Regions from separate parts of the Mus musculus genome. Here region 2 is linked to region 1. The links are chromatin loops, found by intact Hi-C in ENCODE. Cell type or tissue: left cerebral cortex. All regions are shown on one strand. Links, peaks and the distances in the headings refer to the core of each region. The heading gives the core; the rest is flanking DNA. Region 1 overlaps Bmpr2 (bone morphogenetic protein receptor, type II (serine/threonine kinase)). Region 2 overlaps Fam117b (family with sequence similarity 117, member B).

The links. Hi-C counts contacts between places; a loop is a spot of excess contacts. Peaks named below come from ENCODE experiments on the same cell type or tissue, not always from the same donor. Only the 100,000 strongest peaks of a DNase experiment are listed, where the experiment ranks them.
Region 2: a loop joins it to region 1, with 7 times the contacts of the local background. A loop is called at or near these places in 19 of 42 quality-filtered maps.

Annotation. Positions count from the first base shown.
Region 1 is chr1:59,876,436-59,892,458 of GRCm38, reverse strand. Bmpr2 (bone morphogenetic protein receptor, type II (serine/threonine kinase)) reads right to left here. Exons shown (of 13, transcript NM_007561.4): 13 at 14,378-16,023. Among named protein-coding and RNA genes, the nearest start is that of Fam117b, 29 kb to the left of the region's middle. In left cerebral cortex, for the core only: a CTCF peak has its summit at 8,516 (motif pointing left); a DNase peak (open chromatin) is centred at 8,519.
Region 2 is chr1:59,962,934-59,978,956 of GRCm38, reverse strand. Fam117b (family with sequence similarity 117, member B) reads right to left here. Exons shown (of 8, transcript NM_001037725.3): 5 at 9,860-10,003; 6 at 8,246-8,471; 7 at 3,954-4,074. Among named protein-coding and RNA genes, the nearest start is that of Fam117b, 58 kb to the right of the region's middle. In left cerebral cortex, for the core only: a CTCF peak has its summit at 11,455 (motif pointing right); DNase peaks (open chromatin) are centred at 8,600 and 11,475.

The DNA of each region.
Region 1 (16,023 bases), core at 5,601-10,600:
CAACTAAATGTTTTCCTTGATAATGGCTGCCATGGTCATGTGTCTCTTCATAGTAAAAGACACTTCTAAGACAGAAGGTCTAGGGATGCAGTCCAGTTGTAAAGTGCTTGCCTGGCATGCATGAAGCCCAAATATCCTCTTTGAGCCCCAGAACCAAGTTGTGCTGAGAGTTTGGACTCCTAACTGTGAGGGAAAAATGTCTGTTGTTTAAACCCTATAGCCCACGGTGCTTTAATATGGTGGCCTAGTTAACTAGCATTGTAGAGGCTCTTTCTAGTGTTTTTCCAATTGGAGAACCTTTGTATTTGACTCTCTGAGCACACATCCAATTTATTTATTTGTTTATCTTTGGAATGCAGGTCTATACAAGGCTGACTGGGTCAAAGGTGAGCAGTTTAGTCTTCTCATGCGTTTGGTCAAACTGTTCAGGCCCAAAGGTGTGGATTCCAGAAACGCCAAAACCACTAGCCTTTTCGGTAGCAGTTTCTTTCTTTTTTTTGGGGGGGGGGGTGAGACAGGGTTTCTCTGTATAGCCCTGACTGTCCTGGAACTCACTTTGTAGACCAGGCTGGCCTTGAACTCAGAAATTCGCCTGCCTCTGCCTCCCGAGTGCTGGGACTAAAGGTGTGCACCACCATGCCCAGCTAGCAGTTTCTTTTGAACATGTGTTTTCCATTAATAATACATGCTGCTTTTAAATAACAAATATACTCATCTTTGAGAGGGGAAAATGACCCCCACATAATAAAACCCTTTCATATTTGACCAAATATAATGAAGCGGTTGTGGAGTTTCAGTTTTCCAAAATGAAACAGAAGAAAACAAATGGAGATGTGGTACCGATGGCTGAATAGTGCTATGAATGTATTTACTACCACTGGTCTGCAGCTCGAAGGGTTAATGTCAAGCTAGGGATATAGCTCGGTGGTAAGGTGCTGAGCTGAATACACAACTCCATGGGTTCAATACCCTCACTGGAAAAAAAATTCTAATTAAAATATAAGCCAGGCATGATTAAGCTCGTGCCTAGAGTTACTGCTACTCAGGAGTCTGAGGTACAAAGATCACTGTGGTCAGTCAGCCCTGGCGATAGAGGCCAGCCAGGGCTAGCTACACTGCAAGACCCCCATCTCAAAAGAAATAAACAGGACTAGGAATGTGACTCACATGGTAGAGTGCTTGTCTGATGTGAGCAGGCCCCTGGTTCAGCTCCTACAACTGCACAGAACCAGGGATTCCTGCACTTCCAGCAGTTGGGAGGGCAGAGACAGAAGGGTGAGAAGTTCAAGGTTATTCTAGGCACAAAGTGAGGTAGTGATTAGTCTAGGCTCCATGCAACCCTGTCTCAAACAAACAAGAACTGAACAGACTCCAAAGATACAGAGATGGAAGACGATACAAAACAGCATATGAAAAAAAAAAAAGGTCAACGTCATTAGCCATCAGGGATGCAAATTATCTCAATGGGATCCTGGTTGAGTGGGCACTGTGGCTCACACCTGTAATTCTGACACTTCCTGCACATGAGTTTTAGGCCAGTGAGCCTTGTTTCAATAATAATAGTAATAGTAATAATAATAATAAATAGTAATAGTAGTAGTGGTAGTAATATAGTTAATTTTATTTTAATTATTTATTTATTTTGAGACAGAGTTTCTCTTTATAGCCTTGGCTGTCCTGAAACTCATTCTGTAGACCAGGCTGGCCTCGAACTCATAGCGATCTGCCTACCTCTGCTTCCTAAATGTTGGGATTAAAGGCACCACCACCACTACTACCACCTGGCAATAATAAAAATAATTATAATAACAACAACAACACAGGGACTGGTGAGATGGCTCAGTGGTTGAGAGCACTTGTGGTGGTTCTTGCAGAGGACCTGTCTTTGGTTCAGGCTGTCCATATGGCAGCTCATATTTTCTGTACTCCAATTCAAAAGGACCCAGTGACTTCTTACATCTGAAGGCACTGCACAATACAGTGCACATACATACATGCAGACAAAATACTCACTTTTTTTTTTTTTTGAGATAGGGTTTCTCTGTGTAGTCTTGGCTGTCCTGGAACTCACTCTGTAGACCAGGCTGGCCTTGAACTCAGAAATCTGCCTGCCTCTGCCTCCCAAGTGTTGGGATTAAAGGCATGTGCCACCACTGCCCGGCCATACTCAAATTTTTAAAAATCTTTTTTAAAATCCCACAAACACAAAGGAACAAACAAACAAACACTCCAACCAATAAACAACAAAACCAATTCCAGTATAAATCCAAAATAGCTTGGCTTAGTGGTGTATTCCTTTAACTCCAGCACTTGGGAGGCAGAAGCAGGTAGATCAATGTGAGTTCCAGGTCAACCTGATCTACACAGCAAGTTCCAGGCTAGCCATGGCTATACAGTGAGACCTTGGCTCTAAATAAATAAATAATTAGAAGAAAGCTAAAAAAATGACTCATCTTGGTTTTCAAATATGTTAGATATAACACAAGGGCAGACGCTCAAGAAATAGTTATTTAATATATGAATTAGTCCATTTGAGGAAAGATTTGAAGTAAATAAAAGAATCTTAATTGACCAATAAGGAAAAAGCTCAACCTCAAAAACAACAGAGCTGGCTGTGTGGTGCATCGCCTCTAGTCGGCCACTCGCCACTATGCGTATCATTTCACTCCAGTGCTGGGGAGGCTGTGTCTGTCTCATAAAAAGGAGAAACCAAATCAAACCAGCAGAGCCAGCCTAGAGGATGGTGGGCAGGGATGAGTCTGATCAAAGAACATTCTGTAGATGCCTGAAAATGGAACTCTATCTCTTACAATTAACACACACTAATAGGCCTGGGGAGATGGCCCGGTCAACAAGGCAACTAACTGCCATGAAGGCCCCTGAGTTCAGCTCTCCAGCACTCAGCTTGATGTGTGCCTGAAGTTCTAGGGATTGGGGGGAGGGCAGGGTAGAAGCAGGCAGACCCCTGGAACTTGCTGGCCAACCACTCTAGTTAAATTGCCAATTTCCAGGTTCAGTGAGAGACCTTACAAGAAAAGAAAAGAAAAGAAAAGAAAAAAAAAAGAAAAGAAAAGAAAAGAAAAGAGAAGAGAAGAGAACAGAAGAAAAGAAAAGAAAAGAAAAGGAGAAAGGAAAGAAAAGAGAAAAGAGAAGAAAAGAAAAGAAAAGAAAAGAGAAAAGAAAAGAGGAAAAAGAAAAAGAAAAAGAAAAAGAAAAAGAAAAAGAAAAAGAAAAAGAAAAAGAAAAAGAAAAAGAAAAAGGAAAAGGAAAAGGAAAAGGAAAAGGAAAAGAAAAAGAAAAAGATGGGAGCCAGGCAGTGGTGGTGTGCACCTTTAATTCCAGCACTAGGCAGAGGCAGGAGGCAGGGGGTGAGGGGCGGGGGTCGGGGGGCGGGGGGCGGGGGGCGGGGGGCGGGGGGCGGGGGGCGGGAGGCGGGAGGCGGGAGGCGGGAGGCAGGAGGCAGGCTGATTTTTGAGTTCGAGGCCAGCTAGGTCTACAGAGTGAGTTCCAGGACAGCCAGGGCTATACAGAGAAACCCTATCTCCAAAAACCAAAAAAAGATGGGAGCAATTGAGGAAAACATTTGCATGTGTACCCCAAAACCACACCCAGGAAGATGTACACACACAACAAATGCATGCACATATATATAATACATAATACATACATACTGATGCATATATACATACATGCTGATAAATGAACAACAGTTGTTTTCAGGTGGTAAAAACTATATAAGACGCAAGGCCAAATTCATTTCTTTTTTTTTTTCTTAAAGGTAAACATACTGCAAATAAGGCAACCAAATTAAGGTTTAACCTAGACCACAATCATAAATCTACAATTTAAAAAGTGCTCCAGGGGCTAGAGAGATGGCTCAATGGTTAAGAACACTGACTGCTCTTCCAAAGATCCCGAGTTCAAATCCCAGCAACTGTATGGTGGCTCACAACCATCTATAATGAGATCTGATGCCCTCTTCTGAAGACAGCTACAGTGTACTTAGATATAATAATAAATAAATCTTTTAAAAAATGCTCCAGACTAGGGTATAGTTTAGGGCTAGAATATAGCATGTGTGAGAGCCTTGGGCTTGAGGTAGCAGTGTGGGAGGGACACTATAAACTCTGTGAAATAAGCCATACATCTCAGAAATGTAGGTTCCTGTGCTTGCCAGACACAGGTACAGAGCTGTGGGAGGGTGGGAGCTTGGATCCTGTCATCAGTCCCTAGGGGTAAGTCTGGTGTGTTTTCTATCAAGTGGGCAGCCTACTCAACCCCACCCTTTCCTCTATCCTAGTGACAGTAGCCTGCTATGTGTCCAGGACAATAAGTTCCCTATTCAACTGGTCTGGGGGATCAGAGGGGATTAGGGCTTTATGAATTCCAGGTGGCCCTCTCACTTTCCAAATTTTAATTTGTCTCTGATTCATATTCAGTCTCTCTTTCTCTCTCTCTCTCTCTCTCTCTCTCTCTCTCTCTCTCTCTGAGATGTCAAAAGTCCAAAGTGCTTTAAAAGTTCTGGGACATAAAGGAAAATGATGTTAAAATGTTTGTTTCCCCCTTTTAAATGGCACAGGTAATTTCCTTTCTGTCTTGCTGCTTTCTGTTTGGAGCGGTGTTAACAGGCTGAAGAAGATCACAAATGAGGGCATTTTATGTTTTACTCCTGCATAGGAATTTATTAAGAAAGATGCAGGGGCCGAGGTAGATCAAGCCTTTAATTCCAGCACTGGGGAGGCAGAGGCAGTAGGATCAAGGCCAGCCTGGTTTATAAAGTGAATTCCATGACAGCCAGAGGTGACACAGAGAAACCCTGTCTCAGAAAAGAAAAGGAAAGAGAAGGAGAAAAGCAAGCCACGGGCAGATAGAGTGGAATTACCTGGCATGTGGCGTGCTGCTGCTTTCTATGAAGTTGGCAGCTGTCACATCCCTGTGTTGCTCAGTTTCCTTTTCACCCTTTCACATTATACTTGAACATGCTTATTTGCATGATAAATGCCCCAGTAAAAAGACTATTTGTACCAGACAAGAGAGCCCATGAAAAAAAGAAGTATTGGTGAACAGTCAGTGTCTCTGTATGAAGCTTGATTTTTCAGATAGCAGATTTAAAGTGCACACCTGGATGTTTTATAATGTGAGACACACTTTGGAAGTCCCTCAGTCTTTGATCTCAAAAAACCCTGTTGGAGAATGAGGCCAATTGGAAGGATTTCACAGCTTGGAGAAGAAAAACAAAGTGTGTGGGGGATTTTCCCCTAATTTTAAAAATAGCCTATCATCAGTGTTTTCTTTGGCAGAGGCAACTACAAGACTACGTAGCAGAGACATAGCCAGATAGAAACTGGATGAGAAGCACCTACCGCTGAGTCTCGACTGTGGAGGTGGATGGGAGGCTGGTGACACAGCTCCACACGGCTCTTGCTCAGTCTGTGGTAAAGCCAGGGTTTTGAAGCACTCCTCTCTCTGAGCCTCCACAGGGCTGACATGAAACCTTTGTTTCATCTGCCTCTCTCCAGAGTGACCTTCCCTTTCTGCCTTCCTTGATTGTTTCCTCTGACCATGGTTTTAATGCTTTAGAGAAACTTATATAAAAACAACCAAATGGAGCTTACAAATGGGCTGGCTTTTTTTTTTTTTTTTAGGCAGACTCTCATAATGTAGTAGTCCTTACTATCCTAAAACTCACTGCCAGGTTGGCCTCGAACTCAGAGATCCACATGCCTCTGCCTCCCAAACGCCAGGATTATAGGTGTGTCGTCCACTGTCTCCATCTTGTCCCCTCAGCTCAAACGGTGAGCTTTGAGAGTCCCACCTGCTTGGTGATGCACACTTATGAATGGAGTGTTTCCTGGTGCTTGTTTCTGGTGCTAGGAATGAACGTGAAGTCTGTGCTTCCTGGACAAGCACTCAGTATCTCAGTATCTCAGCTCTATCTCCAGCCTCGAATGCTTATTTTTTGATTTAAGAGAATCCACTAGGGGATAGGATAATACTATTGTTTGGTTTTGGTTTTGGTTTTCACTGGTTAATACTCACAAATGAATACTGCACCCTGTTCAAATGTAGGTTTCAGAGATCACAGAGAAGAATAGAGACATAGGTAACAGCAGCATCCATCCTATGGGAGAGTGGAAGGGCTGGAGAGCATGCAAGCTGGCCTGCTTCAAAGTAGGTGGCTAGCTCTCCTCCCCAGTGTGCGTAAAATGCCAGGCATATCCTCCAGGCTCTGTATTCATGTTATGTCTGGAAAAAGGGTTTTGGAGAAGGTACAAACTGAAAGATTACAGAGATTTGGAAGTAACACAAATGAATAAATCTTGTAGAGCGTAACTCGAGAGAGTTACTGGGTTTGGGAAAAGTCTAGGCCCCACAAAAGAGGCATTCATATAAAAACAAATTTCAGATAGTTTTCAGACCAAACAAAACACAGCTGGCCAGTTCACTGGTATGCTCATCACACTGGTCTCTTCCTAGACAGACACCAAAGTGTTCACTCGTATATGTCACATACGCAAATGACACAGAAAATCACAAGCAATTAAGAGGAGGACTCTAGAGCAAACTTGATTCACTAAAATTCTAAGAATTCCACCCAAGCTGAAATCAAGAGCCCTGGTTCTGGTGTCTGTATGAACTCTTCAAATGTGTTTTGGGTTGGGAAACAGAGAGGATTTCCTTCCTCTTGGGAAGTTTTCTTTGTAGGTCAGAAGTCACTACTTGCTGAGCCAGATAGAAATGGAGATAGGTAACTCTATCATTTAAGGTGGCCTGGTTTACCAGGAGCCGTATCTCTTTATAAACTAATCACCTCAAGTAGTCTGTGGTAGAGAGGTTCGGATGTTCATGCCTATGGAGGCTGAAGACAACCTTGGGTGTCATCATTCTGGAGCCATCCACCTTATCTTTGTATTAATATGTATGTATGTATGTATGTATGTATGTATGTATCCATTTTTTGCTTTAATATATTTGAGTGTGTCTGGGGTGAGGAGGCAGAGGTGCAAATATGCTATGTTGAACATGTGGAGGGAAGGAGAACTGCTGAAGGTCTTTCCTCCACCATGAGCTCCAGGGATCGGACTCAGGCTGTTAACCCCCCTTAACTAGCTGTAATGCCCCACCTCCCTTTTTAAGGAAAGGTCTCTCACTGGCTGGTAGGTTGTCGGGAGGCTTGCTCAGTTGGCTGGCTCAGGGAAGGCACAGGCAGATCCCCAAGGAATCTCCTGCCTGTGCCTCCCCTACTGAGATTACAAGTGCGTACCATCACATCCAGCTTTCTTGTGTGGGTTCTGGGGACTCGGGTCTTCATTCTTGTATGGCACGAGCTGCTTACCCAACCGGATTCTTAATGCTGGTGCATATGTAATTTTAAGGTAGAAAGAAAAGAAAATCTCTTGAGACAGAAAATTTCTGTGTAGTCTTGGCTATCCTGGAATTTGCCCTGTAGGTCAGGCTTGCCTGGGACTCAGAGAGATCCTTTTGCTTCTGCTTCTGCCGAGACTAAAACTGTGCTCCACCATGCCAGGCCCTTAAGGTAGAAACTGTAAGCAGGAAAAAATACTACAGTAACCAGAAACTACTTCTTCCAAAAATTAAATATCGAAGAAGCCAGTCAATTCAAACAAACAAACAAACAAACTTCTAAAACCCAACTTCTCTTATAAAATATTTGCACAGAACTTGGATAAACTTTGGTAGAATTCTTCCAAATGCTAGGGTTCCATGAAAGGCCTTTCCTGATGTCTTAGTAAATTATGGGTTGGGGAGATGGCTTTGCTGGTCAAAGTGCTTACTGTATAAGCCTAATGACTCAAGTTCTGGTCCCTGAACTCATGTAAAAGCCAGATTCAGTGGTCCATGTCTGTGTGTAATTTTAGTATGCCTAAGGCAAAATGGAGTATGCAGCGAAGGTATAAACAAGAAAGACCTTGCATTGAAGTTGGAAGGTAAGGTCTGATACCCAGGGTTGTCTTCTATACTGCACTCACTTGACAAAGCATACACATGCCCCCCCCCAATATACACACATATATCCATGCACAAAAATAAGTCACCTGTAATTCACATTTCATTGTATAATTCAAGCAAAGCTATAATATCATGCTAAAGTCTGGGTGTAGGCTGTGTTCTTCTGGAAAGGACCAATCTGTAGGCTTTCTACCTTGTTCACACCTCATAACTAGACCTAAATGTACATTGTGCTCATAGGCCTTGCCATGATAGCTGGATATTGGTAGTCAAAAAAAATTTTTTTTCAGGACTGCAGGAAAAGGTACTTGTATCCAACTGTGTGTTTGATTCCTGGGACCCATGTGGTAGGAGGAAAGAATAAACTCACACAAGTTGTCCTTTGACCTCAATATGCAGCCATGGCACTTGTGTGCTAGAGTGCACACACACACTCACAATAAATAAATAAATGTAATAAAAATTAAAACATTACAAACAAAACAAGTGATGGTCTTTGAAAAAGGAAGCAGTCTAGCAATCAGAACTCGGACCAGCAGTGCCGCCTAGTGGTCAGGTGGCACACAGACTTTCTGCTACTGTGCCATTAACATGACCTGGAGGATAACTACTGGGGACATCTTATAAAACTATCTCAGGAATGGTGTCTGGTCCTGTAGATCACCACTGGTTGTTGACTAGATGATAAAGGTGTAAGAGACCTCTGTCAAGGTTGACAATTTCCTTGTCAAATGGAGAACCTCCTCTTCCTACATCCATGGATATCTGTAAAGGTTGACGACTTTGCATGACCTCTCATTTTATTAAATATTATGAGAAAAGTTAAAAATGATAACTATAAATGCAAAATAAAAGCATTTGAAATATCTGAAAATCCAGACTTACTCTTCTCAAAGCCAGGGTGCTGGGTGCTGGCTGTGTGTGAATGTATGTATGTATGTGTGTGTGTGTGTGTGTGTGTGTGTGTGTACATCACAGCCATACTCTCCTTCACTGCTGATCATTCTGTCCAACTTAACTCCAAAAAAGAGTGACACACATCCTAATGGCTTTCAAGAGCCCAGAGTAATTTAGAAGGGCTGAGATGCATGCCTCCTATATGCATGTGTGTATGGTTAGGTAGTACTGGGGATCAAACCTGCCAGGCAAGTTCCACCACTGACCTGTCTCCAGCCCAAGAAGCCAGATTAACAGAGGTTAAATAAAAACGGTTTAAAAGTGAAAAAGAATAGCATTTTGGCATTAGCAGAGCAGTCAATTAAACATTGTTATTTTTGAGACAGAAAACTGATGGGCCTCTCCTGCCTACAGGACAGTAGGTCCTGAGAGGAAGTGGGTGGTGTGGCACGCCTTTAATTCCAGAACCTGGGAGGCAGAGGAAGGAGGATTTCTGGTCTACAGAGTGAGTTCCAGGACTGCCTGGGCTACACAGAGAAACCCTGTCTTAAAAACCAATCAACTAACCCAAAACTCCACAGGAGTGCTGAAGGAAGGCTGAGCTGGGCATGAGTGTGGCCACAAGTGGATACATTACAAGTTCAGGTTAAAGATCAGGAGCCTGCTGGTCTGGTACGACCACTGACACAGACAGACTGCTTGGAGGGAAGACCAACTCTCAGAGTAGAGTCTTCAGACAACTGGGAAGGAGTAGTAAGAGTTACGGAGATGGACAGTTATCTGTTTACTTTTCCCGTCTGTGGTACTGGGAGCTGAGCCCAGAGTGCTAGGCATCACGTCTTAGCTCTTTCAAAAATGTTCCGTTTATCTTGTACCTTTGTTTTTCCTCCACTGTGGACAGTGTAGCTTTACACCAAGGTAGTGTTTCAAGAAAACAAGCATCTCTGCTAGCACATGTTCGGCAAGCTGTGGAAGAGGCAAGTACATGAATCACTCAGATGCTGAAAGCCTAACCTCTTTGGTATGTATCCTTTTCTTCACAGGTTCATAAGAGATGAGACATGTGCTGCCCCCCCCCCCCCCCGTTACCCTAAAGACACCTCTTGTTTTGATATTATGGTCAGTTCGTCATTCCTGAAGTGAATCTAGTTCCTTTTGGCTTTTTTATAAGAGCAAATCTCTTAGTTTTCGACAAGGTCTTGCTAAATTTTCTGGATTATGCCAAACTTGTTTCAGTCTTCCAAGTGTTAGGATTACAGACCTGCAACCATCATAGCCATTTTTTTTTTTAAATTACTTTCCTAGAAGTGAAGAGACATGACTTTTACAAAAAAGATTTTATGTGTATGGCTGTTTTGCCTGTCTGTTTGTCTGTCTGTAAACTACATGTATGTTGTCCCCAGACCTTGGTATTTTTGAAGTTCTCCATGATGTCTAAAGATAATAATGTATGTCTTTTCATTTTCCCCCCTTAGGAATTGAAGCATATCTTCCATGACATTATACATAAAAGACTGATGATTTAAATGCTACTAAAAAAGTTGGTAAGAATGGAAAACTTTCACCTGTTTTTCTGTTCCATTTACAACCCCCTCACCCCACCCCTCACCCCACCCCCACCCCATACCACCCAAGCATACAAAGACTGTTTTCTTGAATAGAGTTTTTCCCTTCCTAGTTAAAAGGGAGGGCAAGAAGACAGGGTGGTAAGCCGGATGACACTATCCACACTTCAGGGCAACTTTGCCTTTGCCTTAATCCTTTTGGTCTCCAGGACACAAAGTGCTCCTCTACAACAGAGTCACATATGTCAAGGTCTGCTGCTCTTTTTTAAGGTGCCAGTCTGACCCACTTTCAAATTTAAAAAAAAGTTGTTCACAATACAATGTGGGGACATCGGAGGTCATCTTTGGAGTCCATTCTGTCCTACCATGGGATCTGGGGTCAAACACAGGTCAGCACAGACAGCTCCCTTTTTTGTTTGTGTGTTTTTTAAGGGTTTTTCTGTGTAGGAGTCTGGCTGTCCTGGAACTCATTCTGTAGAACAGGCTGGCCTCAAACTCAAGAGACCAGACTGTTAGCGCCATCACTTGGCTTTTTTGTTTTGTTTAGTTTTTTGGGTTTTTTTTTTTTTTGACAGTTTTGCCACATAGCCCTGGCTGCTGGCCTTGATTTTTTTAAAATATAATTTATTTATTCTTATTTTATTGCATTGGTGTTTTGCGCATATGTCTGTGTGAGGTTGTCAGATTCCCTGGAACTGGAGTTGCAGACAGCTGTGAGCTGCATGTAGATGCTGGGAATTGAACTCAGGACCTCTGAAAGAATAGCCATTGCTCTTAACTGCTGGGCCATCTCTCCAGCCTGCCCTTGAATTTTTGACAGTTCTATTTTAGGATCCCAAGGGTTGAGTTTGTTGTCATGTGACATCATTCTCAATTTAAGGCTGTTCTTGATTTTTTTTTTTAAAAGAAAAACAGGGGCAAGAATGGAGCTGCCCTCCCCCAATGTCTTAATGTACTATGTGAAACAAGCTAACCTATCAAGGCATTCATCTAAAAATAATGGACTGTCTCAAAACAAGCTGACTTTCCCTACAGCCTTCTCAGGAAAGCCTTATTCTTGAAGCATTTCTACAGAAATAATATGTGATCAGGGACAGCATGTGTATTTGGAACCAAAAATTTGAACATTACTTAATAAGAGGATATAATACATCCAAACTTCTAAAGGTACTACTTTCTGTCACCTGAACATTCTGAGACTCTTTTCACCCCTGTGAGGGACAATCATTCCCTTGCCTAACCTTGTCCAGACACTGGGTCTCTGATTTGGTGTGTACCTGCCTCCCTTCATCTCTGACTCACCATGCAGGTTCTCATTATCTCTTGCCAGTGCTTGTCTACACGACTCCTCATGGCTCCCTCCCTCTCAGCCCATTCTTTATACTGCCAGTACAGTTAGCTGCTTTGACACTTGCTGATTACACTCTTTTGGATGACTCCAGGGTGAGTCCAGACTTGCATGTTAGCCCTCCTGAAACAGCTTTGTCAGCATCTCTCATTCTGTCTCCTTCCTTCCATTTAATGCACTCAATCCTACTTTTTTCTGTGTGTTTAAGCCAGAAGCTAATGTTAGGTGTCTTCATTTGGAAAAGGTTTTTCTGGGTAACCTAGAACTCCTTCTATACCAGGCTGGCCTTGAACTCAAAGATCTGCTTGCCTCTGCCTCCTGAGTGCTGAGGTTAAAGGCATGTGCTCTAAGAATTGTATTCTTTTATTTGTTTGGAAACAGGGTTTCTCTGTGTAGCCCTGGCTGTCCTGGAACTCACTTTGTAGACCAGGCTGGCCTCGAACTCAGAAATCCACCTGCCTCTGTCTCCCAAGTGCTGGGATTAAAGGTGTACGCCACCACCGCCTGGCAAGAATTGTATTCTTATCATTTGTAGTTGTGTGCATATGTGTGTGCAGGAGGCCAGAGACTTCAGATCTCCAGCTTCTGGAGTTTCTTTCAGGTCTGTGTGCCACCTGATGTGGGCGCTGGAAACCCAACTTGGTTTTTCTGCAACGGCAATGTATGTTCATACACATGGAGCATAACTTTCTAGCCCCCCTTCCATTTTGCTTTGTTTTAATTTTGTAGACAGGGTCTCAAACTCAAGAAATAGGTCTGCCTTTGCCTCCAAAGAGTTGGGATTTAAAGCATGCGCCACCACCACCTGGCTTCCATATTTTTCTTAATGCTCCTTTGAAGGGGCCCAGTGGTCCCAATGGAAACTGCATTTGCAGTTTCTCATGCCTCCAGGGTCTGCTTTGCATACCTATTAGTCCAAATTCTTACACAGTGCTCCAATCGAGAGCCCCTCTCTTCCTCAGAAAGGTTTTCTCTTTCTCTCTCTTATTGAAATGTAGCTAAACACATGAACTGGTTTTCAAAAGTGTGGACTTAACGTAACATGCTGCTTCTACAAACATCCTGCACTCACCGCTTCCTTCCAATAATCACTTCTGCAGCTGAAATCTTCCCTGGATTTTCAGACACATTCTGAGAACACAGCTTACCACTTATTTGGGTTTCTTAGTTATTTCCTTGTACGGATGTAACTATTTTTTTGTTGCTGTGGTGTAGTCTTTTCTTCCTCTTGTGACATAACCAGAGCACGAAGCAAGAGACTTTGATGGTGACGTTCATCCCTCTGTCACGGCAATGAATAAAGCAGCACACTGATAGCTAAGTCTCTGGTAGACACTGCTGATGGTTGGCTTCGGAAACTTGGATCCCACTCAGCACTCCCTCCAGCCTCCCCCTGCAGGTAGCTGAGGAGGCTCCAGTGATGCAGTTCCCCCTTGAAGTCTTTGGCTTATGAGCTGCCCATACTCCTACATGTGCAATGCCAATGAACTCATTGGTTGTTTCCCAGGCTGCACTTGAAGCGGGCAGGCACTCCTTCCTATGTGTCTCCCTAGGAAAGTCACCACCGTGAGTTCTCCCCTCCTGGAGAAGGAGTTATGTCATACTTTTTGTTATCTCTCAGTTCATCTTTTCAATTTTGAAAAATAAATTATACCAATAAAATGCATGTAAGATTTGGTCTTTAATCTAAAAAAACCATTATAGAACAAAGATTAATCACTGGCTGAAGGTAGCTCTTTGCAGAGAGGAATATAAACTTGGGAGACAGACCAGATAGGAATAAATGAAAATAATTTTACTTTTGGTAAGTCATTAAAAGGTTCGAGGGGGTAGGGGTTGAGAGATGGCTCAGCAGTTCTGAGCACTGGGGGCTCTTCCACAGGACCCAGGTTCTATGCCCAGCACCCATTTGGGAACTGTCTCTAACTCCAGTTCCAGAGGATCTAACACCCTTATACAGACATACATGTGAGCAAAACACCAATTCACATAAAATAAAAGTAAGTGAAAAACTTTTAAAAAGGTGCAATGGGTCATTATTACATGCTTTTCACAAGTTATCACACTTCCTCTAAGGAAATGCATTTGTCATCTTAAATACTATGCAGAAGGCTCTGCAGAGAACCGCAGTAGTGACCTGTTAACATGTGTATCGGACTAGAGTCAAAAGGAAGAAAGACACTCTACCTCTCTGACCCCTAAAATATCACTTAAGATGACAACAGAGCCTATGGGAGCAGGCCGTGTTTGTTTCTTCAGCACCCGGCAGTGGCTGGGTCAAAGCACACCCTGAATGTGCTTGCCCTGAATACTGATAAAGGGTTCTACTGTGGGATACCTAGTCAACACAGCGAATTCATCTACACAGATGAAACACACATTCTATTTTAAGCAAGTGTTCAAGCTGTTATGGTAGTAGAAGCTCGCAGAACCAGCTACTCCAGAGGCAGAAAGCAGGGCAACGTAGAAAGACACTGTAGGAGAAAGAAGAAACCTCCTAAACCACAAGGATCTAACCAAAAACATTACTCAGCAGCGTAGGCACCACATCCACATCGTAGCAGGTGAGCAGGAGGTGAGCCCAGACAGCTTTGGGTACCTTCAGTCACTTTAATTTGGTCTTGGCCACTATAACCACTGAGCACATTTTATCTGTTTATGAATTTTCCTTGCCACAAGCAAAATTTAAAAGCTGTAGTTCAAAGCAAAGTATAAAATACATTACCAGGATCTTATACACTTACCAGGTCTGTGGCTTGGAGAAAGTATTTAAATTTCCTGACCTTCTATTCCTTCCCTTATAAAAGACAGAGAACACGTTTCTAAGGCAGTGGTAAAAACTGTCAACTGAGTATAAAATGAGTAACATGGTGTTTGGTGTATTGTAGTAGCTAGGAAGCAGCAGCTATTATTCTAATCTCAGTTGACCTTTTTTTTAGTATCACACTGTTATAAGAGTCATGTTAGAGATAGTGTGTGCTGACTCTATTGCAAAGTCTGTACAATATCATATTAGCAGTAACAATTTCTGAAGATTTCATGAAATCAAAAATACACTTACTGTTGTCATTAATATGATCTTTAATAAGTGGAATAACGCACCATTTTACAGCAAGCCTTTTACACCTAAAGAACTGCCTTAAAACTTCCTTTGCCAATGTCTCTGTCTCAATACAATCTTTTATTTAGGTTTATATATATCAAAGCATTTACTTACACTTATTCATAGAAAACTCTTGAGTGGCTTAATGTCAGCGTTCATAGTGGCATCCATAGATAATACAAAAGGAAAGTGATCTGCTTTATTTCATACTCACACTGCTCCGTCACACAACTTATACAGCATAGCAAGGTCTCAGATGGCTTATACAAAAGCAAAATAACTGAAAGTAATTATTCATCAGCTCACACACGATATTCTATCTGTAATGTAAGAGCAAAACACACCAACAAAAGATACCCGTTAACAAGACAGAGGGTTCTGAGGAAGTGCCAGCCTTTCTTTCCCTACAAAGCACCCTCAGAAATGAATACTTGGTAGCTTATGTTTCTCCTGTCCATTCAGAAAAAGCATGGCAGCTACACATCTCCGTGTTTCAGCTATAACACCCTAAGAGTTAGTGTATTTTACAGTTATTCATGTAAATTCATTTGAAAAATTAGCAACAGAAAATTAAGGATGATTCCAGCTTACACAAACACATACAATACAATCTCTATAGAAATGAAGACAAGGCATACAACATTGCTTAAATAAATATATGTTACCAGGGAAAAAAAAGCCACAGAAGTGAAGCAACTCAATATTAAATTGAAACTTAATTGCTTTGAATTGCATTTTTTAGTCATTAGTTTTCTTACTCTTATACATCTTTACAAATGTTTCTTTTATATGCTTAAGACTGATAACAAGGCAGAGAGCCTGAGACAAGAGACTGGTTACAAAAAACTCACTGCTAAGATTTAAATATACAGCAGACCAATTAGAACTTGAGTTTGTTGACTCAAAGAACAACTGTTTGGCTCTGACAATGTGAAAAGCTGGTCACCATAGCTCACCTTCTCAAAGCCATCAAAGCTGTCACCAAAGCTAGAGCCATCAGCTCACTTTTATAAAGTCTTATAATGCTAATTACCCCATAAGAAAATTCTATCTCAGAATTACCTTTCCTAATCTTGTTATTAAAAACAAACAGAATGAAATATTTGCCCCATCATGTATATCCACAGAACCAAGAACAG
Region 2 (16,023 bases), core at 6,539-11,538, 86 kb before region 1:
TGTCTTGCGGGGTACTGAGACTTACACCCAGGGCTTCCTTCACACTTGGCAAGCATCCTACTAAGCTATATCCCTATCACAAAGGACTAGGTTTGTCATTAATTTATTTGCCTGATGTCACCTTATTTAAAATTATTTGACAAGGCTAGGGATATTTGTGCTGTGTCTGGTTTAAAAGAAATAAATGGCTTAAGATATATGGCTCCCAGAATGAAGCTTGCATTTCCACACTACAAAAAGTAAAAAAAAAAAGAAGAAGAAGAAGAAGGGGACTTGAAAGGGGAGGGGCAGTGCTGAGGAGCATTTTTTAAATGACAGAAATGTAAAAGCCATCATGGAAATGGTAATCAAAAATACACTGAGATTCTATTTGACTCTAGTCAGAATGCTCATTCTCAAGAAAACAAACAATGCTGACCAAGAGACTAGACCCTGCATGACTACAGAGGAATGGTGAGGAAGTAAATTAATGTAGCCATAATCGATTAGTGTGGAGGTTACTACTACATGGCCTTGTGTACTGCTTCTGGGTACATACATTACTGTCTAGGCATGATCTGAACAAAGATGACACCAGCAAGCATGCTTAAGTGCACGGGGAGACCATAAGACGTCTAGGCAACTAAGGATGCTCAGAGCAGGAAAAATCATCTTCTACAGGGAAGAGCTCACAGACTGGTTATCCGACATCAAATGGTCAGCCTTGAAAGCATACATATAGACAGGTATACATTCACTGAGCAGGTTGTATTCAGGAATATATAAATTAAAGGAGAGATATATGGGAGTATTTGGAGGAAGGGAAGGGAAGGGGGAAAATGATATATTATCTCAAAAGTAAAATAAAAAAATTTTTAAAAAGAACTCATGAAAATTCAGAAGCTAAAGATCCTTCCAGAGTATCCTTCAAGAATCTCATATATCACTCTGAATTATCAGAAGACACTGAGAGAACAATTGTTGGTACTTTTACAATAAGAATGACCAAGCAAGCAAAAAAAAAAAAAAAAAAAACCACGTAACTGTTTGAACTGACCTTATTTCTTTGACCGATATTGATCACCCTACCCCCAAGAATACAGTGTGATGGGCATAACTGACACAGAGTCCTGAGTGATCTCTCCAACTTAACAGAGGACATGACAGACACTAACCCATATATCAAATATTAAAAATCCTCTTTAAAGAGAAACACAACCATCTGTATGCACTTAAACATAACTGTCAATAAATAAAATAAGAGGTCAACTCAAAAATGGTGCATTTAGGGGCTGGAGAGATGGCTCAGAGGTCAAAAAACTGCTCTTCCAGAGGTACTGAGTTCAATTCCCAGAAACCACATGGTGGCCTACAACAATCTGTAATGGGATCTGATGCCCTCTTCTGGTGTGTCTGAAGACAGCGATAGTATATTCACATACACTAGATAGATAGATAGATAGATAGATAGACAGACAGACAGACAAACAGAGATCAATCTTTAAAAAAAAAAAAAAAAAGATGCCACATTTAGCCCAATTGAGTTTTTACAATGACCCCACTTTAAAAGAAAAGGTCTGTGATGGTCTGAGTAAGAATGGTTCCCCAGGCTCATATATTTGAATATGTAGTCATCAAAGACTGGAACTCTGACAGGATTACAAGGAATTAGGAGTTGTGGCCTGTTGGGACAGACACTGGGGGTGGGGGCTTTGATATTTCAAAACCCCATACCCAGTTCAGTGTTTCTCTCTGTCTCTCTCTTGGTCTGTAGATCAGGATGTAGCTCTCAGCTACTGTTCTAGGTCTGTGTGGGCCACCATACTCTACACTACAATGATAATGGACTAAACATCTGGAACTGTAAGCCAGCCCCTCATTTAATGCTTTAGGTCATGGTGTCTCTTTACAGCAATGTAACAGTAACCAAGACAAGGTCTAAGCCAGTATTTTTCAAGTTGAGCATAAAATCATCTAAGGAACTTGGTAAAGATTTATAACTCATCCTATCTCCATACACTGATTCATTAGACCTGGGGTCGGTAGAAGCTACAATTTTGGTAAATTCCCAGGTGACTATGATGCAGAGGCCAATAACAAATCTGGAAAAGCTCTGGTCCTCAGCAGCCATCAGTTAAATTCATAGTTGACATGGTAAAAACAAAACAAACAAAAAAAAACCTCTACAACAAATTGCTAAAACGGGTTCCAATTGTTATATAGAAATAGACAGGTACCAACTGCCTGTGTTTTCTAGTGTAGAAGCTACACCCATTCAGAGACCACATGCTTTGTGCAGCAGGGTTACTCAGAACTTAAATCATCAACAGGAGGGTCTGTTGGACAGAAACCAAAGGAAGCATGTTTCAGCTCACTCCAAGATGTTCATGAAAAGATAAAGACAAACTAAATGAAATGGAAGATGGACTATATTTCAGGTTTCACAGTAAGAAAAACAACAACAACAAATGCATGGTGTGTGGTGGTGTACACCTTTAACTCCAGCATTGGGAGAGGCAGAGGCAGATGGATTTCTGTGAGTTCAAAGCCAGCAGGAGCTACACAGTGAGACCAGGTCTCAAAGAAAGAGGTGGTGGCGGGGGGGGGGGGGGGTGTAGGGTAGGGGATGGGAAGCAAAAAGGGGCCAGAGGCAAAGCTCAGTGGTAGACGGCTTGCCAGACATACTCAAGACCTGGGCTTGATCCCCAGTGCAACAAAAACATCAAGAGTCGGGGTTGGGGGTGGAAGGGAGGTTCTTAGACTTGCTATCTAAGGTTAAGGTCTAAATACTATCATCATATTCCAATGTTCATCACTACTTTGCACGCCCTCATATATACTTATAATCCTGAAGCCATCACTTACAAAACAAGGAGACACTGTTAATGAAAACCCTACATTCTTTCTAAGCAAAATTTGAGCTTTAAATCAGACACAAGAAACTGGAAATAAGGAGTAAAATAACAAGAGTTGCTAGTTTAAAATTCTGCTGGTTGGGGGCTGAGTGGCTAAGCCATTATGAAGAATGGCTGTTATTACCTACCAATACCCATGTGCTGGCTCACAACTTTCTGAAACTCCAGCCCCACAGGATCCACTCTTTTCCCTCTGGCCTCTATGGGCACCTGACACCCAAGTGGTGAAGAAATAACACTCATATACATAAAAAATAATTAATAAAAATAAGAAAAATTCTGCTTCTAGGAATTGGAAGAACAGCCCGTAGGTAGAGTGTTTATGTAGCATGTGTGAAGGAAGTCCTGGGGTCAATTCCCTTGGTACCACACAGACTAAATCTACCACTTCTTAAATTATCTTCTCAAAGTAGTATGGCTGAGCCTAAAGTATACTGGAATTTTTGAAATATGAAATCACTGGAGACCAAAAAAAGAGAACAAAACCTGAGGATTATCAGGTCTCTGAAAAAAGAACCACTCTGGGTAAATATGTACTTCACCTTAAGTAAACAGATGCTGCATCTCCTTTGTAAACCTGGCTGACTTCAGATGCGACAACAGCCATAGAATATGCTCTAGGAGGCTAGGCAGATGGCTTAACCAAGCTAGCAACCTGAGCTCGCCCTCAGGACCCACATGGTCAGAGAGAACTTCCACTCCTACAAATTATCCTTTGATCTCCGACAATACATATGCGAGCGCTCTCTCTCTCTCTCTCTCTCTCTCTCTCTCTCTCTCTCTCTCTCTCTCACACACACACACACACACACACACACACATTTTTTAATTGGGACAGCTGAAGAAATGAGAATAATTGGATGTTAGTGGACATTAAGTATCATTCTGGAGTAAGATAATAATACATAGTTTGTTGGAATTCCAGGGCTATTTTCAGCAAACACTGGAAAAACTAATAATTGTGAATTTCAGTGGGAGATACGCAAGTAATCACTGCACTACCCTTTCAAGTTATTTGAAAATTCTAATGTAAAAAGTGTGTTTATGTGGGGTACTTACGAGCATTCCTCAAAGACTTTGACCCTTTCACAGCCCTCTGGAGGTTCCCTTTTAAACATGTAACTGTTATTAGGTTTTGGTGAGGTTGCATATTTTGGCAAAGGAGAATTGTTTCCATTCTCTGTAAGAAATGACATCAAAACACTATTATAAAATGCATCAAAACACTATAATCAATATTCTTGAACTTCTGCAGAGAAGTACTCAAAGACAGGCAGCGTGCTTTCTTCATTAACACCCCAACAACTAAGACATTGCTGGCTTAAAAAAAAAGAATTAAACTTGCATGTAAATGTAAGAATAAATTATCAGTTTTGTTTCTTTTCTACTTACAAGTATCTACTGAGTCCTGGAGCACTGACTCCTCAGACTGCACACACACCAATCTGGCTACCTTGTATCTATATACTCAGCAAATACTCTCAGCATGTATTTTCCCCAGCACATGTATCTGAAACAGTTCTTCACTGGCTGCTTGCTATTGACCCTTGGCCTGCCCTGTATCTCTGCCAGTGTCTTCTTGCTGCTCCTCTGCTTGGTCTCTGCTTTAGGTCAAAGCTGCTATACATATCAACACTTCCTTCTGACCACAAGCTTCCATAACCAACAAGAAATAAATTCTACCATTTTTCCAAAACTCTCTATAAACTTACCTCAAAAGTTTCAAAACATTTTCCAAATGCACCCTATCAGAGGGAGGGACCATTTCATTACTCTGACAGTCAGGTCCAGTGTTGATTTACTCAGTTCATACTACAGTAATTTAAATTTCTTGGTATGTTATGTAACTGTTCTAAAATTTTCAATCTGTCTCTAAACTATAAATTTCTTAACAAAAGTGGTGCTATGACCCTATTTTTTAATAAAAGGAATTCACAGAAGTCATCAGTCATTCCTTTCTAAAAATCAAAAGTACCAGGAAAAAAAATTATGGAATTCATACAAAAAGGTAGAGCTGATGGGATGAGAAAGCCAAGGGGCAATTTTTGACAGCTATTTTCAATCCAACCTAGAATCTAACAATTTTTTTTTAGAAGTCCAATTACCAACAGTCTACAAATGTAGTTTAAAACCCAACCTGTTTTTTGTTTTGTTTCTTGAGACAGGGCTTTACATAGCCCAGACTGGCCAAAGATGATCATGAGTGATCCTTCTCCTCCATCAAGTGCTGGGGTTATAGGTATATACCATCACAGCCTGCTTTAATGCTCACCTTCCTCAACTATGGACCCATATGGTGTCCCATAATTGATTGTGGGTTACAAAAAAGCTGGCAAGAATGAAAGATTTCTTATGTAGAACAACCGAAGACAAAGCAAAAATCAAACACCCAAGGAAGCCCTGGCACCATAGCTGCACAGTGCACTTTCACTGCATGCTGGGCTCTGAGCAGAGCATGTGCTCTACACCGCACACTATCACACCACATGAACACAGGGTTCCTGAAATCCTTAAGCTTGGACTCAAGATCGTAAATTATGAACTACAGAGTTTTTACTGTACACACAGCTTTCTAATCTTATAAAAACATAATCGGTGCTAGGGAGAGAGCTCAGCAGTTAAGAGCACTCACTGGCTGCTCTTCTAGAGGACCTTGGTTCAATTCCCAGCACCCGGGGGACTGGAGAGATGGCTCAGAGGTTAAGAGCCCTGGCTATCCTTCCAGAAGTCCTGAGTTCAATTCCCAGCAAACACATGGTGGCTCATAACCATCTGTAATGGGATCTGATGCCCTCTTCTGGCCTGCAGGCATATACGCAGGGAGAACATTGTAAATTAATAAATAAATAATCCTTAAAAAAATTCTCAGCACCCATATGGCAGCTCACAACTGTTTGTAACTACGGTTCACTATATATGATACCCTCATACAGACATACATGCAGTCAAAACACCAAAGCACATGAAATGATATATATTAAAAACACGCGCACACACACAATTTAAATGTGAAAAAGAAAGATGCCTTAGACATTTTCTTAAAATTCTTTGTGTGGTATTTAAGTATTAGATTTTTAATATTGATGCCTGTATTTTTGAATTAAGTTTCAGTTTAAAAATATCATTACATGACTTTGGTTTGAGATTAGGACAGAACTTCAACAATGGCCCTATACAATATTCCACTGTTGTTTATTATACACTTATGCAAAGCAGCATTTTCAGCACTGACAATTATACACCCTGAATGCCAATCAACTCACAAAACCTCTGGGGATGCTATAAATTATCCTCAGTAGAAGAGTCAGCAAGACTGAATTCTCTGAGTGCATCTGTGGGTATGTACGGACATCAACATGGATACCTGGGACTGAGGCTCAGGTCCTCATGCTTGTATACTAGGTGTTTTACCCATTCAGTCATCTTCTTGGCTTCAAGATTTATTTTTATCTTAAATTGGGTGTATATGGTGCGTGTGCTCACACCCAAGCATACATAGGTGGAGGCCAGAGGGTGTCAAATGTCTCCCATTACTGAGCACCACCTTCCTTTGAAAAGTGTTTTGAGACAGGATCTAGCTCTGCAGCCTTGACTGGCCTTGGATTCACAGATCAGCCTGCATTTGCAGTGCTGGGATTTTTTTTTTTTTTTTTTTTTTTTTTTTTTTGGTTTTTTTGAGACAGGGTTTCTCTGTACAGCCCTGGCTATCCTGGAACTCACTCTGTAGACCAGGCTGGCCTCGAACTCAGAAATCCACCTGCCTCTGCCTCCCAAGTGCTGGGATTAAAGGCGTGCGCCACCATGCCCGGCTTTGGGATTATTTTTTTTAAATAGCTTTACTTATTATTAGTGTGTAGGTGTGTGTGCCACAGCACACACATGAAAACAGAGGACACCTGTGTGGAGTTGGTTCTCTTTCAGTGTGACTCTGAGTTTGAACTTCGGTTGTCAAGTCTTGCGTGGTAAGAGCTTTTACTTGCCGAACTATCCTGCCTCATTTGAGACAGGATCTCTCACTTCAGGACCTGAAGCTTGCCATGTTGGCGTGCTTGGGAGGCAGGTTAGTCCCTCCAGTGCAGGGGCTATAGACACACCCTACTGTGCCTGCTCTTCTGCATGGGTGGAGGACACAAACACAGCAATCTGTGATTTACCATCAGCTCACATTTGATTGGTACATCTCTTTCATATACTTATGTATTGTTATTTCAGGGAAATAACTAATAATTAACTAAGCCCTAAGTCAAAGTTCTGCTGTTGCCAGATTCAAATGCTGAGGTACCTGGGAGAGGCAGCCAGTCAGAATGGCATGCAAGAGGCTCTCAATACACTTCTTCTGAACTGAGCTGGACAACTTACAGACAGCTGTTACATCATTGTTTTCAAGTACATATAAAAACTATGATTAAGCTAACAGAATGTATTACTCTGATATAGGCCCATAAAAATAATCATATTTCTTTTCAAAGGTAAGATTTTATACTTAATATTTGGAATATTTAGGCTAGTTCTTATTGTATGTAACTCCAACCTTTAAAAATTTGTTTTGAAAATTTATCACGTGTATGTGTGTGCCCATTTGTATGTGCACTGACATATATGAAGAACCTGTAGAAACCAGAAGAGTCCCCTACATCTAGAATTATAGATGGATGTGGGTTGGTACTGGGAACTGAATCATGGTCCTCTGCAAGATTAACAAGTTCTCTTAACCACTGGACTACCTTCAGCCTTACTACCCCCAATCTTGACTTTGCTTTGAACACTCATTTAGATTTGAGATAAATCAAGTTAATCCTTGTTAGAAGTATCCTCAACAGCATTAAGTTGAAGGCTTCACATTTCATTAAGAATTATTAAGGCAATAAATTCCCAATGGGGAAAATGATTTAAAACAAAGTACTTTTCAGGAAAATATTCAGTTAGTCCAGTGCTTCTCAGCCTGTGAAACTCAGAACTTTTTGGCAAACCTGTATCTCCAAAAACTTTACATTATGGTTAGCACTCAGTTGTGAAGTAGATAATTTCATGGTTGGGCCTGACTACAGCATGAGGAACTGTTTTATAGGGTTAGAGCATTAGGAAAGTTGAGAACCACTGCATTAGTCACTCATAAGGTAGCTATATCCACCACAAATGCTGGAAAATAAAAAATACAAACAAAAGCCTACACACCCACTTAACTCAAGCACCATCAGAGCCCCTTGGCAAAGCTGCACTGTGCTCCAGTTGTTCTGACCCGGTGCCCTCCCTCATTCCTCCAACATGTGGGATCCCAGGGAAAAGATCAGGACAAAAGATCAAACAGGAGGTATGCCATTAGCTCTGGACGAAGCTCCGACCTACCGTACCTTTATCTCTGGGATCCGCAAGCAGATCATCAGCTGAACAGGGGCTCTCCTCACTGCCTTCATTAGAGATGGTGAGGAAGGATGTTGGGGACACAGACTGAGAGCGGCTGCTGTTGTTGCTTCCCTTGTCTGCACCCCCAGGGGTCTGTGTGTCAATGCTTCGTGTGCTGCTGCTTCTCTGTGCGAGGGGCGGAGGCGCACGATGACCATCTGGAATATCTTGTGGCTGTTACAAAATTTTAAAAATAGATGTTTATACCACTGATTCTGAAATTTACTAGCAGTATATCTATCCAGTGTCCACATTGCTCTGTGGCCAGAATCTCACAAATCAAATTCTAAGCTTGGCATGGTGCCACAAATCTGTACTCCTAGCACTTGGGAGGCCGAAACAGGAGGATTCTGATTTCTAGAGCAGCTGGGCTATATTGCAAAACCCCATTTCAAAAACAAGCAAGCATCCATCTTCTACTATCCCTGGGCCTTCCTGTTGCTCATTACTGACACCCACACCTAACCTCAGTGAGCAGCACTTTCTGGGAAGGATTTGTCTTCTCAGGGCACGGCACACTGGAGGGTCAACATCTGCTGACTAAATGTACTGCCCCCTAAATATCATGTACTGTTATTTCTAAAAGTATACAAAGGATTGTCACAGTAAAGGAGAAGCTTGGTGAGCCACAGGTCCCTAAGAGAGCAAAGGTGCTAACCAGTGACACAGGAGGCCCTTCATTCCTGGGCCTTCTTGCCCATTCTTCTTCTAAGTTGTTTTTTTCAAAGAACCCTTCCTGTGAGTGAAAGGTTAATCACAGCAGATCTAATTAGAGGGTGAAATCAAGGAGACATTTATGAAAGCTTGTGTGGCTCACACAGCAGACAAGCCAGCTCCCTCTACAACTTTGACTGACTTAGCTTTAATTAGTCAGGAAAAGCATACTCCATTTTATAGAATGGAGAACAGGGATGGGAGAGTTGTATATTTTTAAAGCTAAACCAAGTTTTGTCTTTTGTTTGTTTGAGAAAGGATTTCAGTTATATAAGCCAGCCTCAAACTGGAGGAGCTGTGGAATGACTGGGAGTACAGGCCAGCCACCACACCCAGCTGCCTTCACCTCCAGGGAGAAAATCCCACACACCTGTAGGGGCTTTCTCCAAACTAACCCCCCACAGCACTCAAGAACAACTGCTGAGTAAAAGTACTCTGGGCCACAAAACTCATTTTTCATGCAGATGCGAGTCAAGTCAAACCAAGCAGCCTACAAAAGTGGGGGGCAGACACCCCTTAGAAACAATTTGCTGTTCTAACTGCCCCACCCTCCACGGAACTAACTCCAACTTGTTGTAGGGAGTTAAAGCAAAATGAGGTATTTGCTACAAATGAAAACCAGTTTCTGCTAGAGGACCTGAACTAAGGTTGGGCCCATTCATTCTGTGAAATGAACAGAAGTTAAAATTCTTCAATCCCTTTCACGGTCAAAGGCTTTTATTTTCATTTATTTAAAAAAGTCAAATTTTCATTCTCTCAGTAAGAAATGTAAATACAGCCAACCGAATGTGACTCCTCAGAGCTCTGGAGTTCACAGCAAGCCTGCACTGAGGGTGGAGGCTACTTACAATCAGCTGTTCTTCCTTCTCCCCCGTCTCTTTAATTATGATCTCAATCTCCTGATTCAGCCCTTCCACACTGTTCCGGAACCGAGAACCAGACGACTTGGTGATGGGGCCAGCGGGAACGAGCGTGCTCTTTGGAGCAGGAGCCTTAAGAGGTGAAGAGGGAGAGGAGTTTTCAAGGTGGCATAGCCCAAAAACAAATCCAAAGGACTTCAACAACTTGAGAGCAACCGAATCTGCATCTTAGGTTATATGAAATGTAGTTTAGAGCTCAAAGCCCGACAGTCAAGACTGACTCAGAAATGTACCAACAGCTGTCACAAACTAGAGGTCACTAAGAGAACCCAAGAACAGCAACCTCAGATATGCTTTCACAAGGCCAGTGAGGTGGCTGAGCAAGGTGCCTGTCACCAAGCCTGACAATGGAGTTCAACAGACAGACAGGATTCATAAGGTAGAACCCACCGCATAACTGCAGATAACTTTCCTGTAATAGTCATTGTATGAATACCACTACATACATACTTAATATGTTCACCTCTGAAAACAAAAATATAAAATGTGTTTGTTTGGTTTTTTTCTTTTTGGAAATCCATCTTTGATTTTCTCTTACCCAAAGTGTTTTCATTGTCACAGTATTACTTTTTTAAAGTGACAGATTAAATAATTATATAATATTAACTGTCCTCCTAACAAGATGCTCAAAATAAAATACAAAACAGGTCTTATGAGGGTATCTGCTAATAGCAATGGTCTGAGATCTATGGCTACCTCATTCATTCACCTGGAAGAGGTGGCAGAGAAACAAAAGCTCACGTATCTGCAGGCACTGAGCTCCAGCTTTAAAACTCAATGGGTAATTTTACCGTCTGACTCAAACTTAGAATGAAGCTTTATTTCTTCTTTTACTTCTGCTCATCTTTAACATAAACAAACAAGCAAAACAAAAACACAGCAAACACAGTACAAGTATCCTTGGGAAGAAACAGGAAATCTGTGAGAAAGAAGCCAAAGGGAATTGACTTTCAAGCAGCTCCTGGCTGTTGTTAGTGTACAGCTCTCACTCCCAAGGCAGGGCTCAGCATCCTACCTCCTGGGCAGGTAGCTTCCTTCACATGTAAGGAACAGCTCAGTATTCTCATTCATGGTTTTGAAAGGAGGTAATCACCCCTGGCCCCTATTCTGCCCATAATGGACACACTGTTTCTTAACTAGTCTTTCCTAATTCTTTTTAAAAGTATGTCCTTATGATTCTCTCTTTTTTAAAGATTTATTTATTTTATCTGAGTACACTGTCAATGTCTTCAGAAACACCAGAAAAGGGCATCGGATCCCATTACAGATGGTTGTGAGCCACCATGTAGTTGCTGGGAATTGAACTCAGGACCTCTGGAAGAGCAGAAAGGAAAGACGGGGCTGGAGAGACTCTAATTTTAACCCCTTTGTTCACACATCTTTTCACATACCCCCAAGCTTCTCCAATATTATTTGTTTTTAATTTTAATTTTTTAAAATGTGTTATTTCTTTTTTTTTTATGCGTTTGTGTATTTTGTCTGCATGTATGTGGTGCACGTACATGCAGAGTCCACACAGGCCAGAAGAGGGCATCAGGAATTGGAGTCAACAGCTGAAAACTGCCATTTGGGTTCTGGGAGCTGAACCTAGTTCCTCTGGAAGATCAGGCAGTGCTGTTAACCACTGAGACATGTCTCCAGCCCCCAAATATCTAACAGTTATGTCCGACAAGTGGGTTTTTGTTGTTTCTGGTATTGGGTTATGTCTTTTTTGGGGGGGAAAGGGGGAAGGAGCACCAACCGGACAGGGTTAACTCAAGCAGGAGTAAAGTTCATGACACTCCTTGTTAAGCATCTTGAGTGCTAAGACTAGAAGCCTATGTCACCATACCTTTCATCCATAGATGGAAGACTTGTAGGTGACATCCTCTCATTGACAAGAACAGAGCCTATGCTACCTTTCTATTCATTCCTCTCTTCATTGCTTGCCTTCTCTACTCTCCTACCTCAACCTCAACCTCCCTCCCCGGCCCTCATTTCCTTATTCTTCAGAGAGATATTTATTTATTTGTGCATGTCTGTTTATGTGAGTGTGTGCCTGCAGATGCTCTTAACCACTGAGCCATGTCTCTAGCCTTGTCACTGAACTCGGGTCCTATTTGTAACTGCAATGAGGCAGGATGAAAGCTAGTCACTGGAGCTGGCTACCTACTGTTTATCTTAGGATTCCTAAGGACTTCCACTAACTCCTAGAGAGTTTTTATCTACTTTACTACCCTACTTTCTTCCCAACAGATGTAAAGTTCCAACATAAGATCAAGCAAAAGTTGTTCGGTTTTTTTTTTTAATTTAGTTTTATAATTTGTAAAATTATGTGTATGGTCCACTGTGAGTGCAGACACCAGAGTTCAGAGAGGTGTCATATCCTTTGGAGCTGGAGTTACAGGGAGTTATGAGTCACCTGATATGGATGTTAAGGAACTGACTTCGGATCCTCTGGAAGGACAGCAAGTACTCTTAACCACTGAGCCATCTTTCCAGCCCCAAATAAAGCTGTAAAAACTATAGGCACTTTAGGAACAAGGTAGGGGAAGGACAAAGCTAATGCTGCTTTGCTTCTGAGGACTCATGGACGGTAAAACAAAGACTGGAGAGGAAACAACTGAAATGATAGAGAGAAAGGAAACCAATGACTCACTGGCCTGCAGTGAAGCACACAGACATCTTGAGATGCAGTCAGCTTTCCTATGACCGATCATCTCATGTGTAACGAGGTGACAGAGAAACGTAACACAGAAGGCTAACAGCAATCTCAAACACTCAGGACACATAGTAAACTTACTAGTTTGTTTAGATTAACAGTTCTAAACCAATTGTGTCCTCCTCCTGCTAATTTCTTCAAATTGTCATACAACAAAAACAAGGCCTTGTGCTGGGTTTTCAGGCTTCCAAGTACTCCTTTGCTTTACAACTGCTAAATTACAGACGCAGGGAAAAAGAGCCTGTAAGGGGGAGGTAATGTGCCACAGCATGAGAACACATTAGTAAGCTTGTCTGTAAAGAAAGCAGAGAGTCGTCCTCAGCTGCCATGGTAAGAAAGGCACACAGGGCCCTGGCAGGGGAGCAGCTGCCTCCCCAATTTGGATTTGCTGAGATTTCCTATCAGCAAAGCAGGGAAAGATGTTAAAAAGTGTACTGGCTAGTTTTGTGTCAACTTGACACAGCTCGAGTTATCACAGAGAAAGGAGCTTCAGTTGGGGAAATGCCTCCATGAGATCCAACTGTAAGGCATTTTCTCAATTAGTAATCAAGGGGGAAGGGCCCCTTGTGGGTGGTACCATCTCTAAGCTGGTAGTCTTGGTTCTATAAGAGAGCAGGCTGAGCAAGCCAGGGAAGCAAGCCAGTAAGTAACATCCCTCCATGGCCTCTGCATCAGCTCCTGCTTTCTGACCTGCTTGAGTTCCAGTCCTGACTTCCTTGGTGATGAACAGCAGTTTGGAGGTGTAAGCTGAATAAACCCTTTCCTCCCCAACTTGATCTTGGTCATGATGTTTGTGCAGGAATAGAAACCCTGACTAAGACAAAAAGATTTTCTTAATATCTCCTTAGAAGCAACTATTTATCAAAAATCTAATGTCTCAAACAAAGGGGAAAAAAAAAAAAAACAGAGAAGAAAGGAGTGAGAGCAAGTCATTCTCATAAGGCCCGTGCACCTCTCCTCTGGGTAAGCGGTTTTAACCAGCACTTTAACTTAACTATAACTTAACTAGCTGTCACCAGGAGGTTAAAACAAATGAACTCACCCAGCAACCTGAGAAGGACTTCTTAGTTAAACCTAATGTAACTATGTGGGAACTAAAAAAGGGGCCCTGGGGAAGAGGGGGAAGGGAAAAGGCCCACGCCCCGTCAGAGTTTTCCCTATTCTCTGGTCTGTCAGGTGTGAGAGGGCTGCTAACTACCTCCACTCATCCCTGGGTGGGCATTCCTCTATCCCACTCTTCAGGGGGTGGCCAGGGGTAACCCTACCTGGGAACCCCGGAGCTACTTTGCTAAAGCCAGCAGGGTTATAGAAGAGAGGGATGAGGGAAGAGGTTCCCAAGACCTGCGAGAGTGCGCACAGCCTTGATGGGCAGAGACTCTCTATGGTTTAAGAGCTTTATTATAGAAAGGCAGGGGGTAAAGGGGTAGGGAGACTGAGGGGTAAGAAACAAGAGAGACAAGTAAGAGAGTAAGAGAGCAAGGTGGGGCCGAACAGCCCTTTTTATGGTCTTCACTTTTGCTAGGTAACTGGGGAGTTTAGCCTGAAGGTCAAAAGCTTGGGCCATTGCCTAAGTGACTACTGACCATGCTTCTCTTGTGGGGGGAGGGGCCAGAGTTCCAGGAGCATAAGGGATCACCTACCATATCATGAAGGTGAATTATCACCATTCTCGGGGTTCAGACCTCAGCTCAACTGGAGACCAGCCTGCAATTCCCCACATAACTACTGAAGATAACATGAGGAATTAGTCCTTTATTTCACTCCTCATATAAACTACATTCTAACAAACATCTGAAGAGAATAAAAATAATCTTTTATTTCAAGGTATTTTACTTTAAGGAATTTTTTTCTTTCTTTTTAAATTCTGGCACCCCCCTCCTACTACACCCCTTTTAGGGAATTAAATAACGAGAATTTGTTTTCCTGGATCAAAAGTGGTTTCTCCAATAATGTGAATTCTAAATATAAATCGGTATACACAAATGTAAGTAGGTTATCAGATTAGCTGAGAATTCCTCACATCTAAGAAAGTTTAAAATATTTCTCTCATCAGATCTGTACTTTGGAAAAAATATAAAATGCTTACTGTTTTCCCAATCTCTCTCCTCAGAGTAAACACTTCAGTAAATTCTGGCCCACTTAAAGCTTTTAATCAGACAGCACCATGTCATTCTCTATATACCCACGTGACATTTGGAATGTGGTGGGTTGAATGAACACAACCCCCCAACGTACATATATTTAAATGCTTGGACCTCTGTTGGTGGAATGGTTCGGAAAGAATCAGAATATCAGAAAACATGGCCAATAGTAACTTTGAACCTGTTTCTAGTTAGGGTGTGGCTGTGGCAGACTTTAATACATACCTTTCATCCTTCAGGCTGGAATACAAGCATGCCTTTAGTACACATCTTTAATCCCAACAATGAAGGTAAGGTTAGTTTGTAGAAGGAAGCACCCATGTTTGAAAGTGATGACTAATTGAGTGGCATAAAGTGATGAATCAGAGAAAGATTTGACAGAATGGGATATGTCCAACTCTCATGAGAAGAGAGATGAAAGGGAAGCTACTTAAGGGAGAGGCAGACAGCACAGGAGGAAGAGGGTACAGTACAGGAACATAGAGTTCTCGGAGAGCAGTGCAGTAGAGTTGAGAGGGAGAGTAGAGCAGCACAAGGAGGGAGACAGAGGCAGTTTTACCAGAACAATCGTACAGAGAGAACAAACTAGACACAGGTGAAGGCAGAATGAGCCAGAGAAGGAGCCAGATTAGAACAGATTTCCAGAGTTAGTATGAGGCCAAGCAGAGCAATTCAGGAGAAGCTGAGAGAAACCAGATTGAATCAGGCAGCTTGGGGAGGAGTTTTGAGTCAGAACAACTGAGTTAAATCAGCCAGCCAGAGCGCAGAGAAAATTCGGAAGGGGTGAGCTTATTCAGAATAAGTCTCAGAGGCTGAAAACATTCTAGGCCTAGATTACATTGTAGGAAGCTTCCAGAATTAGGCCAAGTTTAGCAGACTGAGGCAGCAAGCCTTGGAGATGACTATTAGTATAGAAAAATAAAGTTACTTTTACAGTATCTACATCAACACCTAACATGAATGTCTGCTTCACAGCATGGGGATGAGAATGGGATCAGACAGATGAGTCTGAAGCATGGTAAGGTTGTCTACCAGAAGTTAGACAAGTAGAGCTAAGAAAGTGAAATTTCTGAAGGGTAAAAACCTACCTGGAATGGAGTGATACTAGGTATTTCAAACATAATCTAGGACAGGTCCCATGCTCAGGAGTAGTTGCCCAACACAAAAAGGCCTCTTGTGGGTTTGTTTTTTTTTTTTTTGGGGGGGGGGTTGCTTATTTGTTTGAGAGAGAAAGAGAACATGAAATTGGG